Linked DNA regions of Mus musculus: all the other regions are linked to region 3. Evidence: chromatin contacts called from ENCODE Hi-C or POLR2A ChIA-PET data. All regions are on one chromosome and are shown on one strand. The core of a region is the stretch at or near the end of the contact, and the rest is flanking DNA. Distances in the headings are between cores, read along the strand shown.

Evidence for each region. A loop is a pair of places that touch in the nucleus more often than their neighbours do. ChIA-PET counts read pairs that join two places held with the same protein, here RNA polymerase II (POLR2A).
Region 1: POLR2A ChIA-PET joins it to region 3 with 31 read pairs in Patski. The contact joins the promoter of Tubb3 here to the promoter of Tcf25 in region 3. A Hi-C loop is called at or near these places in 4 of 37 maps with a recorded cell type or tissue (adrenal gland, heart and v-Abl transformed pro-B cells). POLR2A ChIA-PET finds 5 or more read pairs at or near these places in 3 of 5 experiments (Patski and embryonic stem cell).
Region 2: a loop to region 3 is called in a map of left cerebral cortex, with 5 times the contacts of the local background. The contact joins the promoter of Spire2 here to the promoter of Tcf25 in region 3. A Hi-C loop is called at or near these places in 12 of 37 maps with a recorded cell type or tissue (CH12.LX, Patski, T-helper 1 cell and 6 more). POLR2A ChIA-PET finds 5 or more read pairs at or near these places in 4 of 5 experiments (Patski and embryonic stem cell).

What each region holds. Positions count from the first base shown.
Region 1 is chr8:123,409,999-123,414,741 of GRCm38, reverse strand. Tubb3 (tubulin, beta 3 class III) reads right to left here and starts at 3,189. Exons shown (of 4, transcript NM_023279.3): 1 at 3,080-3,189. The coding sequence starts at 3,136. It overlaps Mc1r (melanocortin 1 receptor), which reads right to left. Exons shown (of 1, transcript NM_008559.2): 1 at 3,998-4,743.
Region 2 is chr8:123,330,124-123,334,448 of GRCm38, reverse strand. Spire2 (spire type actin nucleation factor 2) reads right to left here and starts at 1,736. Exons shown (of 15, transcript NM_172287.2): 1 at 1,429-1,736. The coding sequence starts at 1,684.
Region 3 is chr8:123,371,490-123,375,808 of GRCm38, reverse strand. Tcf25 (transcription factor 25 (basic helix-loop-helix)) reads right to left here and starts at 2,098. Exons shown (of 18, transcript NM_001037878.4): 1 at 1,745-2,098. The coding sequence starts at 1,936.

The DNA of each region.
Region 1 (4,743 bases), core at 1,940-4,439, 38 kb before region 3:
CAGTCCAGTAGAATACAATTGTAATAATACCAGTACTTAGAAGGTGGAGGCTGGAGGACCATGAGTTCATGGCCAGTCTGAGCTACACATTAAGACACTAACATAGAATAGCACACAAAAGACATTATAAGAACATATTACCGCAGACTATTTAATATGTAAATTAATACAATTATATAAATGAAGTAGCATCACTACAGAAAATAAAACCACCCGGTGCAGTGAACCCAATTGAAACTCCAGGCTCCAGTCTGCAAACCGCGGGGTTGCTGTCCGAGGTGCTGACCCACTTGGGGCGAGGGTCGCCAACGACAGCAGGGTAGTGGGACATGAACAGAAGCAGAGTTGGGTGTGGCTCCCAAAGACAGGAGCAAAAGCCCTGTAAGATGTTCAATTCCCCTAAAACTCTCAGCACCCTTCTCACCGGGCCCATTGGCTCTCCAATGGGTCACACCCTTCAGAGACTTCTACTGGGGTGGGTGTGTTCTGGCAGCTGATGGGGCACAGACAGGAGTCATAGACAAAAGCTCCGTAAAGACACTTACTAGGGCACCCCTTTATAGGAGAATGCATCTAGGAGCTCAGGCCCTAACAAAGGGAGCACACAAAGGGTAGACCAGTCACATCTGCTGCTGGTGGGGGCACATGTCACCGCCTGCCTTGACACATCTGCACACACCTAGACTAAAATTCCTGCCTTGCCCAAATCCATGGTGTGATCTGAAGCTGAGTGACTCAGCTTCCATAACCCTCATCTTTCTCAGCCTTAAGGGAGGGTGACACCCATGCCACACTTCACAAGGTGTAACAGTGCACCAGCCTGGGCCTGGTGCTTTAACACGCTCACAGCGGGTGAGAAACTTATGAATTGCTAAGGCCCCCCTTCTGCTGCTTCCCCGAAATTCTCCTGGCTTCACACTTCTCTCCCTGTCCCCACCCAGCCCATACTTCTACCCAGTCACCTCTCTGAAGCCAGCAGTCCTTTGTGCTAAGACAGGGACCACCCAAAGACCGATAAGCAAAAAAGCAGCTCTTTGTGCCCACTCCCTCAGTTGCTGCAGGTGGCTAGGGAGAACTTTCTCCATTGTAGCTCGCAGCAGTGACCCAAGGGCCAGCTACCAAAATAGGAAGTAAATCTGGTCAAGGAAGTTTATTTTCCCTGGGGCAGACACTAAGCAGGTAACGTCCCACAGGGCCTGGGCCTTCAGTCTGGTCTCAGAGATCTTCCAGGGCAGAGGGCTGGATGGAACCTGCCAAAAACGCCTTGTACTGATTACTAAGAAGGGAGCCGGTGGAAATGGAAGAAAATTTACTCATTATTTGCATTGTTAAAAAGAATTGGCATTAAAAATTTAAACACTCGTAATTATATATATATATAAAAACCCTAAATATTAAAAAAAATGGGCAAGCCTATGGGCCACAGTGCTGAGGAGCATAAGAGACCTCAGCTGGGTCCAGCACTCAGAAATGTTCTGTGGCCATAGCGCAACACACGGAGCCTGGGCGTGGTGGACCTGACTTCTAGGCCCTTACTCAACAGGAGACCCAGAGGAGAGCACAGAACAGCACAGATGCAGCAAGCTCACCAAACAGGCCTTCCGATGGCAAACCTTCCCTCCCCCACTCACCCCAGGCCCTTTCAGGAGCAGATGTTCGTCCAGGGAAAGCCTGGCACCTGTGACCACATTAATGAGCCCTCACCCTCCCTTCAGGCCAGGGCAGCTGTCAGCGATCATCCCAGGAGTCCTGATTTGATCTGAGGCCCCTTGCCTTAGGCTTCCTCTGTATGCCCCCCTACCCGCCACCCCCCCAACCCCGCCCAAATTTCCCTTGTAGGGCAGAAGCAGCTGTCTCCCCTGTGATTAGGGAGTCTCTGTGGTGCCGCTTCCCTTCCCCTTTAACTAGAGGAACCTCCACCCAAGAGCCAAACTTGTAATTTACATGTCAGCCACGTGACTGGCCCAGCCCGTGGTAATTAGCTTTTTTGTTCCTGCCCGGTTTCTATGGCAACAGCCTCCAGAGGTACTCTTTGCTTCGTCCCCTCCCTCCCAGGACCTGTCTACCCAACCTCCTCCTTTGGGAACTAGCATCCCTAAGCCCCGTCCAGCATTCATCTGGACAAAGCTCCCGTTTCATGTTGTTCAGAAGGGAGAAGATTGAGGTAGCTGACCCCACCCACTCAAATGCAACCCAAGTGGAGGTTGGGCTTCTGCAGGAATCAAGTAGTTCTGTCTGCCACTTGCTGTGTGACCTTGGGTAAGGAACAGTCTCCTAAGGACTTGGAAACAGGACAGCTACCTCACTAATGATAGTAGGATTGCGGAGTCACTGCACCAACCCCGCGCCCCCCCCCCGTTTTTTTCTTTTTCTTTTTCTTTTTCTTTTGCCTTGGCTTCAACACCTGGATGCGGGCTAACAATAGAGGGGAAATTGAGGCAATCCTTGCAGTCGGCTTTGTTCTGTGCTCAATCCCGACTGGGAGGCCTTGGGAGCGCACAGTTAGAGATGGGAGATTTTCAGAGTCCAGTTCTGGATCAAGGTCATTGGAGTGCAGGCCGAACTCCTCCAACAAAGGAACAGGGTGGGGCAAGGAAACTGGGTGAGCTGAACAAGGTTGGGGATATGAGGGCGGCCTTGCTCCCTGAAGACTGTCTAGTTCTCCAGTGGGGATCCAGGCATGTACAGTCATTATGGTTTTAGGGGAGAGCCCCACCCAAAGTTGCCCGACACACCCATCTTACTCAAGGCTTAAGTGGCAACCTCAAAGAAGGCCACGCCCAGTCGGCGCCCCCCAACCACATCCCCTGTACCTGATGGTGTGTGTGGGTGCGCAGAATGGATGGGAATGCGAGTCAGAAGGGTTACCCCCAGCCTTCTCCTGCAACCTGGGCGCAGTGCAGAGTGGCGTGATTGAGGGGAACCGATTGGGGACCCCGGGGTCCCAGGAGCGGGGCAAGGGGCTGGGCTCTTCCCTTTGTTCCGCTAGCGGCTCCCAGAGTCGCCTTTCTCTCCCTCCACCCACCGCCCTGGGGCTGGCGCTTGTGGGGACGCAGGACGCCGGACGGCTCAGCCTCACCTTGGCCCCTATCTGGTTGCCGCACTGGCCGGCCTGGATGTGCACGATCTCCCTCATGCTGACTTCACGCGGCTAGAGACGAAAAGGCAGGCGGACAGCAGGCTGCGGAGGATCGGCAGCCTCCGCCGCGCCCTCTTATAAGAGGCTGCCCCGCCCTCGCTGGCTGATGTAAGCGCTGCGGGCCAATGCTGGAGCGCCGCACAATGCGGCAGGCTCTGCAGCATCAGCACCGGCACCGAGATCCGCCCGCACAATGCGGAGCAAGTCTGGCCGCGCCTTCGGAGGAGGGGCCACCGGTGGGCAATCCGCTCTGGGGACAATAGAACCCAGGCCCCTTAGTGCCCCACCCCAGTAGCTGCCTCCCCATTTTGTCCCTGCCCCATCCCCACCCTGCAGCTTTGTGAAGAGGGTCTTTCTTTCTCTCAAGTGCTTAAGAATCAAGACCCATATTCTCTGAGTCCGCCGAGTCGCTTGAGGTGGGAGAGGCAGGGGAAGCGAAACCCTTCTTGAGACCTCTGTGCAGACCTGGGGACGCTAGTCAGGACGGTGGCGGATTATAGCTCCGAACTCTGAGGTCACTATTTTCTGGAGAAGAGAGGGCTACCAGTCCGCGGCTCCACAAAGGGCTGCGCCGAGGGTGCAAATGTACCTGGGGTGTGAGGATGCACACACAGTATCTGGCAAGTACCCCTGCTCCATGAAAATCTCTGTGAAAAATTCTAAGGATATACAACCCACTCAGTGGAGCATGTCGAACAGTCTTTTTTTGTCTGAGCCATGCCTGATGTCATTGGTACCCTTGTGCTTCTGGTACAAGTGAGGGTGAAGAGGGGGCACGAGGTGAGCTGGAGCTACCTAGGTAAGGAGACTGTGTGTGGAGGGGGCCCATTGGGAAGCAGAATCAGGAGGGCATGCAAATTCACAGACAACACTGATTTAATATTCATCTAGGACCAGTGACACCTTATGAGGACTATTTGATATTTCAGTGACAGAAAATTCTTCGGGAAGAATCTGAGACAATAGTACCACACTTCAATGGTCCACAAACATTCATTTCACAAGAGCCGCTAAAAAGCTTAAAAACACCTGCAGATGCCTTCGTCCAGTTTGCACGCACGGGTGCACGCTGGATAGAGCGGCTGCGCATACAACTTTCTCTGAGGGTAAGCATCCAAGTTAGCCGAGTTTAGAAATGGGTCTTTTGTTCTCAAGAGATGCCCCTCCCCCACAATGTGTCCATGATGTGGCTTTCTGTGGTTCCAGCTGGCCTGGCTCAAGAAGTATTGGGTGAGCATCTGTCTCTGTCTCCTTGTCTGGACAGAGAAGATGCTTAGAAGCATCCAGAGGCCTGGGATGCTTCTCTGACAGATGACATCAGGCCAGAGCTCTCTGTGTCCCCAGGGAGCTATGGTGTCAGGCTAAAGGCTGACTCATGGTCCTGTCTTCCAGCAAAGGCTGGCCCTGCCGGGAACCAGCTTCCAATCTCAGTCCAGCAGGGCTGGAGCTGATAGTGTGGCTAGGTCCTGGCCTGGTGCCATTTCCTGACTTGATGGTTGAGGGCATCTCACTCCAGACTGAGAGGCCACCCCAAGGAGGAGGACAAAGAAGTGTTCAGTACCAGTGGGGACTCAAGATAGACTCTGCTGCAGGAATCCCAGGTT
Region 2 (4,325 bases), core at 487-2,986, 41 kb after region 3:
TATGGTAAGCAATGGGGTGGGCCCAGGAATAGCCTTGTGAGGCGGCCAGAGCCACAGGAGTGTTAAGGCTGTGAAGAGTTGATGGTGGTGCACCTGCCCCTTCAGGCCAGCCTTGGAAGAGGGAGCCCAGCAGGGTTTATGCAAATCATGCCACTTTCTGAGCGCACTGGCCAAGGTTAAACCTCAGCCTACCTGGGTGTTGTGTTTATTATTTCCCTGTGCAATATATCGGGGCTTTTGTGCAAAATTTAACAGCTTGGAAGTGTCAGGCAGGGGTGTGGAGGGAGGGAGGAAATGGGTATAGGCTGAGAAGCCTGGGAAAGCCACGGTGGCGGCTCCTCTGTGCGCACAATGGGCCCTTCCTGCTCCAGAGGCAGCTGTTGTCCTTTGCTTCTCTTTGGCCTTGCTTATCATTCCTAGTCCCCCGCAGATGCCTGCCTGAGAGAATTTCTGCAAGCCCACAGCTCTCGGGGTTGGAGGGAGGCCAGCCTTCCCTCAGCAAACACACAGCCTGCCTTTGTGCTCCCAACCGGGTATCAACTTTTGGGGTACTATCACTGTATGCCCCATACTAGAACTACAGTTCTCCAGGGGGAAAGTGAGGCGGAACAGTAGACAGGAGCCTGAACTCAACGCTCTGAATAGACTACAATAATCTTTCAAAAGCTCAATTGTTGGTTCTCACTGTTTAAGTTTTGGTTTTTTTTTTAAATCACAGGTTATACACTCTGCTTACATTTACAATTAAACTCAAAAAATTAGTATTAATTCAGTACAGACTCAGAACAAGGCACATTACTCCTGCTCTCCCTACCCCTAGAAAAAGGCACACATCTCTAAGTAGCCTCAAGGTCTGCAGTGTCGCCAGAGGGGAGTACCAGTTTCACGGGAACACCCACAGGCCCTGCCAGAGCAAGGCCAGAGGACTGCAGACTCCCCCAAACCATCTTAAAGGGAACTGACTAAAGGAGAGGCTTCCGAAATTCAGGACTTGACCGTAAGATACTCCGGCTTTTAACCAAAGCCACTCTCCCCTGGGGAAAGCGTCCCTGGGCGCGAGCAGCCAACCGGCCGCTTCTCATCAAGAACGATGGGCTGTTGGTAGGGTTATCCCAGACTGCGTGTGTGTGTGTGTGTGTGTGTGTGTGTGTGTGTGTGATAGTGGGCTGTTGGTAGGGTTATCCCAGACTGCGTGTGTGTGTGTGTGTGTGTGTGTGTGTGTGATTGTGGGGTTCTCCTAGGTCGAAGGGAAGACAAGGAGTCCCAGATCCAGAGGGCAGGGTGGGGCCTTCCCGGTCCGGTAGAGCGCTATCTGGGCGCTGATGTGAGAAAGGTCGAGGCCCCGTCACTTGGCACCGGGGTGCCCTCAGCGGCCGCCCGCTCGCCCGCCGCGCCGGCCACACCCCCACCCACTCCGGTGCGCCTTACCGGGCTCCAGCCGCGCGCCAACCGAACCGTCCCTACGCAGGAGGATGTCTGCCGTGTCCCGGATGCGCCGCACGCCGCCCGGCTCGCCCCGCAGCCCGCGGCAGCCCTGGAAGCACACCGCCCAGGCCTGCTCCTCGTTGATGGGCTGCTCGTACACCTTCAGCACTTCCTCCAGGGACAGCTCCCACGGCTCGGGCCGCGCCGCGCCCCCCGCGCGTTCGGGAGCTGCTGCGCCGCCGCCGCCCGCCCGGGCCATGGCCGCCCATCATCGCCGCCCGCGCGCGCGGCGGGTCTCCATAACAGCGGGGCGACGCACCGCCGAGCGAGGGGGCGGGTCCCGCGCCGCCCGTGTGCTTTGTCATTCCGGCCCCGCCCCTCGCGGGCAGATGCAGGTGAGGGCGGGGGCTGATGGAGGAGGAGGAGGCTAATGGTCAAAGAGGCGGGGCCGGGCGGGGAGGGAAGGGAAGACCGGTAGGGAGGGGCGAGCCAGGGGGAGGGGCAGAGCTAGGAGGGGCAGCCGGAGAGGGAGGGTGCAGGACAAGAGAGGACTAAGGTTTGTTAGAAACCGGTTGGGGGTGCGAGGAGGAAAAGCTGACTGAAGAGGGGTGGGGTTAAGCATGATGGGGACCTTGCACACGAACACACACACACACACACACAGAGGCACACGTACACGCGCTCCCTTGGCTCTGGCTCTTTAAAGCAGACAGTGCCTGTGATGGTCTTTGTGGAAGGCCTGGACCTTAGGAGGTCGCTATAGTGTGATTGGCTCAAAGATGATGCAAGCCTTCAGGGATGAAGTACTTCATAAATGGTCCTTTTTTTCTGCTCGAAAGGATCAGCTTCAAACCCTTAGTGTCTTAGTGACAAACAATGTGACCGAGCTAACACAACACCTCATTCTCAGAGTGTGTTGCCTTCATTCCAAGGCACATCAAAAGTGTTAACAAGCTAAGCACAGCACACAGCTTTGTTGAAAGTAGTTTCAGCCATCTTTACGACGGTTGAGAAGAACAGAGCGAGAAGACACAGCTGGGAGATAAATGATAACAAGGCAGTTGGTCTCGGGCTTTGCTTTGCGGTAGAACTATCGCCTAGGAAGCACAAGGCTGGGACATAATTGTAAGAGAGAGACTTGGTGTAGGGCTGGCTGACAATCTCCTCTGGATTCTTAGTCTTCAATTGGAAAGAAAGGATACAAATGAATTTTGCCTGAAAGTGTTTATAATCAATATCTGGGCGAGTGTGACATCCTTCAACCAGTTCTCAAGCTTATGAGACACAACAGATTTAAGCGGAACCAAAGGACACTGGAGAAGAGGAAATGAAAGGGAAGGTTCTCTCTGCTCAGGATACATTGTGCAGACAACCTGGAACTCTGGCTCTTCTTCCCTAATCCTCAGAAACTTCAAGGGCTACCTCAGTAGGGAAGGAACAGTAGGAACCTCCCACAAGGAAACTCATTCCTTGCTTATGTTAGGAATGAGAGCCTGTATCCAAGTAGTTTAAGGAAAGTCTGAGTCACACAGTACCAAGTGTGTGCTGACAGCGCCCACTGATGAGGCCAGGGTGTTTCTGGTTGGCCGGCTCATAGAATGGTTTCTGTGTTTCTTTTTCTTTTCTTTTCTTTTCTTTTCTTTCCCCTTTTTTCTCTTTTTTCTTTTCTTCTCTTCTCCTCTTTCTTTCTTTCTTTCTTTCTTTCTTTCTTTTAATGGTTTTAAGGTGTTTATTGTAGAAAGGCAGAGAGAGGGAGAGAGTAGAGAAGTAGAGGCTGGCTATGACCACGTGGAGAGAGGGGAAGGGAAAGCAGAGAAAGGGGGAGCAAGGGAGTAAGAGCAAGAGAATAAGAGGTAAGAGAGCTATTTCTGTAATTCTAATGGGTGGTATCTTAGCCAGGGTTTCTATTCCTGCACAAACATCCTGACCAAGAAGCAAGCTGGGGAGGAAAGGGTTTATTTGACTTCCACTTCCACATTGCTGTTCATCACCAAAGGAAGTCAGGACTGGAACTCACACAAGACAGGAAATAGGAGCGGATGCAGAGGCCATGGAGAGATGTAACTAGCTCAGAACCTGGAATCACAACTCAATTAAGGAGTGAGCCACCCACGCGCTGTGCGGTGACCCGGGAGTGATGGATCACAGCTGGGGATTTACAGTAAGGAAGTGCCTCTCAGGGAGACCCAGTGTGTGGGGGTCCCTGACCCAGAGGGCAGCAAGAGACCAGGCAGAAGTCAGGCAGTGTGTATGTGTGCGGGCATCTCCCAGGCTCCCTCAGTGGTACTGCCTTGCCCCACTTTAGCAGCAGAAGCACCCACAGGAGATGCATCATTCTGGTGTCAGTGAAGTGAATGGGCAGAGGATGGAAATTATCCACAAGGAAGTTATTTAGGATGCAGCACACTATTTCCCATTATCATCACAGGGCTCATGCCTTAAAGATTTGAGCCTTAACTGTTTGCGCCAACCATAGATTGGCAATTGGATCGTGAGGACTCTGACATAATCAATGGATATTCTACATATTTCTTTTTTTTTTTCTACATATTTCTTATTGGTTTTTATTGTCTGTGTGTGATATGAGGGCAGATGCGTATTGCCCTAGCATGTGTGTGGAGACCAGAGGGCAACTTCTGTGGGTGATTCTCTCCTCCCACTGTGGTTTCCAAGGATGGAACTTGGATAGTTAGGCTTGTGTGGCAGGGCTTTTACCCACTGTGCTTCTTTCCAGCCCTAGAATTGCCATTTAAATAGTCTCAGGGAAGGGGTGCAGACTCGTGGAGGTGGATCCTAGCTAGGGAAAGTCGGTCACCAGAAGCAAGTACTTAGGGACTAGGCCGTGTTCTAGGACTTTGTCCCTCTCTCTCCCAGTAGGTCACGAGGTGAAGCACTCTACT
Region 3 (4,319 bases), core at 849-3,348:
GGACAGAGGGAGGCAAAAGCAGAGGACAGGGAGCCAAGGCTAAAGGTGAAAGCCGTAAAGAACCAGGGAAAGCGAAGTGCAGGACAAGTTCAGGAGAGCTGTAAAATCTTTAAGAACCAATGGTCTCAGATCCCTAAGGTCTGAGAGTGAACCCCAGCTGCCGTCAAGGGAGGAATCCCAGTACAAGGAAGGCTACAGATGGGTGAATGATGGGATATCTAGGCTCTGTTTTGCAATCACCTCTTAAGAGAAATGGGATTAAAATTATATTAAAGGCATGTAGACTGACAGAAACTGGGCCATGGGCGCATACGGGTTATTTGTATTTTCCTAATTTTTGTGTACGTTTAAAAGTAAACATAGCTGGGTGGTGGTGGTACATGCCTTTGATCCCAGCACTCAGGAGGCAGAAGTGCGCGAATTTCCGAGTCTGAGACACAGCATCTCTAAGTAGTCTACAGAGTGAGTTCAAGGACAGCCAAGACTACATAGAGAAACCCTGTCTTGAAAAAGAAATGATGATAAGCAAAAGTAAATCTAAGAAAAGTACTAGTGAAGGGAGAAGAAACAGTAGGAATGGGGGTTGCTCTCAGGCTCAAAGTCAGAGGAGGCAGGCGAGTTCTCTGTACCAAGGGAAGACATATTTCACCATCGCCACAGACTACAGGACAGATCCCTTCCTTTCCTTATGGGAGAAATAAACAATCTCTGAACCAAACTTCCAAAATGTCTGTGACATTTCTCACACCAATCAATATCTTTGCTAGGAACTTTTAAACCTGCTAACTGATAAAAAGCTGGGGACAACTGGGGGTAGTGCTGTCTTGGGTGCTGCAACAGTAGGATAGACATGGTTTCATATCTGCGACTTGAGGAAGACCCAGTACTTCCGTGTGTCCCAGCTAGCTGAGACAATTCACTGCAAGACTGAGAGTCTCAGACACATTACATCTTTTTACTCACTCGAAAATGGCCACTGACACCTTACCATATGTGGAAGTTGGAGATACGAGGAAAAGACATATTATCTGCCCACACATGAAGTCAGAATCATAATTTATACACATATGAAACTGCAGACCCAGGTCAGTCTGTCGTAAGGAAAAACACGGGGCTCAGGACTGCTACCCAATTTTCTGCTGCGAGGAATACGATACGATAGGTACAAGTAGCTGGGACACACAGAAGTACTGTGATGAATAAGCCGAAATGTTTGCAGAAGAGAGACCTCCCTCAAGTCGCAGAAATGAAACCAAGCCTACCCTACCATCCCATTGCCCCGGACAGAACAACCCTACTCCTTCAGTGAAGCCTAGACCCAACTGAACCCCACCTCCCACTCGCCATCCACAGTGCCCCTCCCCCTTAGCTGTCTCGGATGTCACGCCCCGCCCACTCTGACGTCACTGCCCCGTCCTGCCCTGCGTCACGTCACGTCTCTGGACACAGCCGCGAGACACGCCCTATGCTGCAGCAAAGTCCTGTCACTCAGCCCCTTGTCGGCACCCCCGTTAGCCTTTAGCAGCCCCTTCGCTCGGCATTTTCTTCCACCTTCCACTCGATCTCGGACGGGGAACACGGCTTCCTCACCCCACCCACCCTGCGGCTGAAGACCCGCCTTCCCCGATGCGGCGCAGTCCCTTCTCTCCGCCCACTCGACTGCAGTCCAGACCCAACTTTGTGCCCCTTCGCATGACGTCATGCCCCCACCATTTCCCCCCCCTCAGGTTGCCCAGCTCCTCACCAGCTCAAACCGGTTGTTGACACGGACTCCTTCCTTCCCTGCACCCCCGGGGCGCCGGCCACCCAGCCCCGGTTTTGGTCCCTCTTCCTCTGCGTCATCGTCATCAAGGAGGACAAACTTCAAGGCGTCGGGCCCTAGGGGTTCCTGGCCGCGCTGTTCCCCCCTCAGTCTCCGGAGGGCCCGGCGCGACATAGGACCCGACAGCCTGATGTGGGCAGAGGGACGAGGAAGAGCAGCAGTGTGGCGGCGCCTGCGCACTTGCGGCGCGCTGGCGCAAGATTGGCGTGTCGCGTTTGCGCGCCGCGGCTCTCCGGAACTTCCTCCCAATTCCCCGTGGAGTCGGGGAAGGTGCAAGGGTGGCCCAGGGAGCTCTCGCGAGAGTCGGGCCCTAGCGGCGGCCGTGGTGCGGTGCTTCGGCTTTGGAGATGGCTGGCTTTCAGAAAGCCGGCTGTGCGGCGGGCAGCAACGCGCAGGCTCAGAGCGCTGCTCCGCACGAACGCGATTCCCGGGGGCGAGCCTGGGGGCGAGCGGGCAGGGGTGGGGCAGGCGAGGAGGCCGTGAGAGCAGGTGCGCACGCCGCAAGGCCCGTGTGCAAAGACCTCTGCTATGACAGGAGCGAGGGACCCAGTCCCCAACCCCTCTCTGCTAGCCTACCCATGCGACTTGTCCGATGTCCCCCACCTCCACGTTGTTACTAGACTGCAAAGGGACAGTTTTCACCTTAATAGAACCAACCTAACTTCTTTCAGACTGGGTAACTCCTCTCCACAACGTGCACCGAGCCGAGTTAGGTGTTAGGGCTTGCTTTTTATTGTCGCGAACGCAACAGGGGTGGTCATGTTACAGGGGTATTGGGTGAGGGGAGAGCTGCCTAGGTGTGGATCCGTGGTGTGAAGTCACGGCAGCCCTACCTATGTGTATTCTAATTCAGGAAGATTTTCACAATAAGGACATAGGGATCCTCGGCACAGATCTTTTCTTTTTCCATGTTCTTTTTGTTTTTGTTTTTTGAGACAGAGTTTCTCTGTGTACCCTTGACTGTCCTGGGACTCGCTTTGCAGACCATGCTGGCCTCTGCCTCCCAGGTGTTGTGACCAAAAGTGTGTGCAACAACAACCGACCTTTTTTTAAAACAAAACAAAAACACCACCTGTCTTAGGGTTTCTATTCCTGGACAAAATATCATGACCAAGAAGCAAGTTGGGGTGGAAAGGGTTTATTCAGCTTACACTACATACACACTGCTGTTCATCACGAAAGGAAGTCAGGACTGGGACTAAGCAGGCCAGGAAGCAGGAGCTGATGCAGAGGCCATGGAGGCTTGCTCAGCTTGTTTTCTTATAGAACCCAAGCCCAGGTATGGCACCACCCACAATGGGCCCTCACCCCTTAGTCACTAATTGAGAAAATGCCTTACAGCTGGATCTCATGGAGGCATTTCCTCAATTGACTCCTTTCACTGTGATAACTCCAGCCTGTGTCAAGTTGACACAAAACTAGCCAGTACACCACCCAAACCAAGATCTTGCCCTGTAACGCTGGCTACCCGTGAAGCTATGGAAATCCTGTTCTGAAGGGCTGGAATTACAGAGCTACTTCATGTCTACGCCCCAATTTTTATACTTTTGGAAAACTTTCCTAGACGAGTCAGGATTGAGTACCTCCAAAGTAAAATGAGCTGGGGTTGGGTTGGACCTTTCCCCAGCTTGAGAGCAGGAGAGGGCTAGGCCAGTCACTGCTCTTACTTGATCTTAGCCAAAAGGCTGAGAAGCAATCAGTCACTTATCTTAAATTCCAGCTTCATTTTGGGAGATAGATCTCCTTTTACAGGTGAAGACGCCTTAATGAGCTAAGTTTCCCAGAGAGAACCCGGTTTTGCATTCATGTGACTCCCAAAGTCCAAACAATGTAGGCGGTTGGCAAGGACAGAGAAGGCAGGCAGGGCAGCAATCCCTTAGTTCCTGCTCTTGTGTGAGCCCCCTGTCCCACTGTCCGTGTGCTCCACTCCACCCTGCCTCCCCCAGGAGTCTTGGTTCGTCCCTGGGTTGGATGCTGAGCCCTCTGCCCACACTATGAAGTATCTTTAGGTACTTCAAAGTTGATGGTTCACAGCTGCTGTCCCAAGGTGCCCATCCCCCCAACCCTCTTCCCTGCGCACTGTTAAAGTTGCAGCTTCTTCCGCATCAGGCTCAATGCTGCCGCCCTGACTGTTCAGGACCAGGCTGGCTTCTGTGCCATCCGTGATCAAGAGCTGTGGCCAGGCTGGGCAGTGGTGGCGCACGCCTTTAATCCCAGCACTTGGGAGGCAGAGGCAGATGGATTTCTGAGTTCGAGGCCAGCCTGGTCTACAGCCAGGGCTATACAGAGAAACCCTGTCTTGAAAACACACACACACACACACACACACACACAGAGCTGTGGCCAGCTTACACAGGTCAGTAGCCTTACCTTTGAATAAAGTGGGAGGTCTCAGTCTAGAACTGCCTCTCCTGAGACACAAGTCATGGACCCTGAAGGATGGAGTTGATCTTCCCTGAACCACTAGCTCCAAATGTGTCTCCCCAAACTGCTGCAG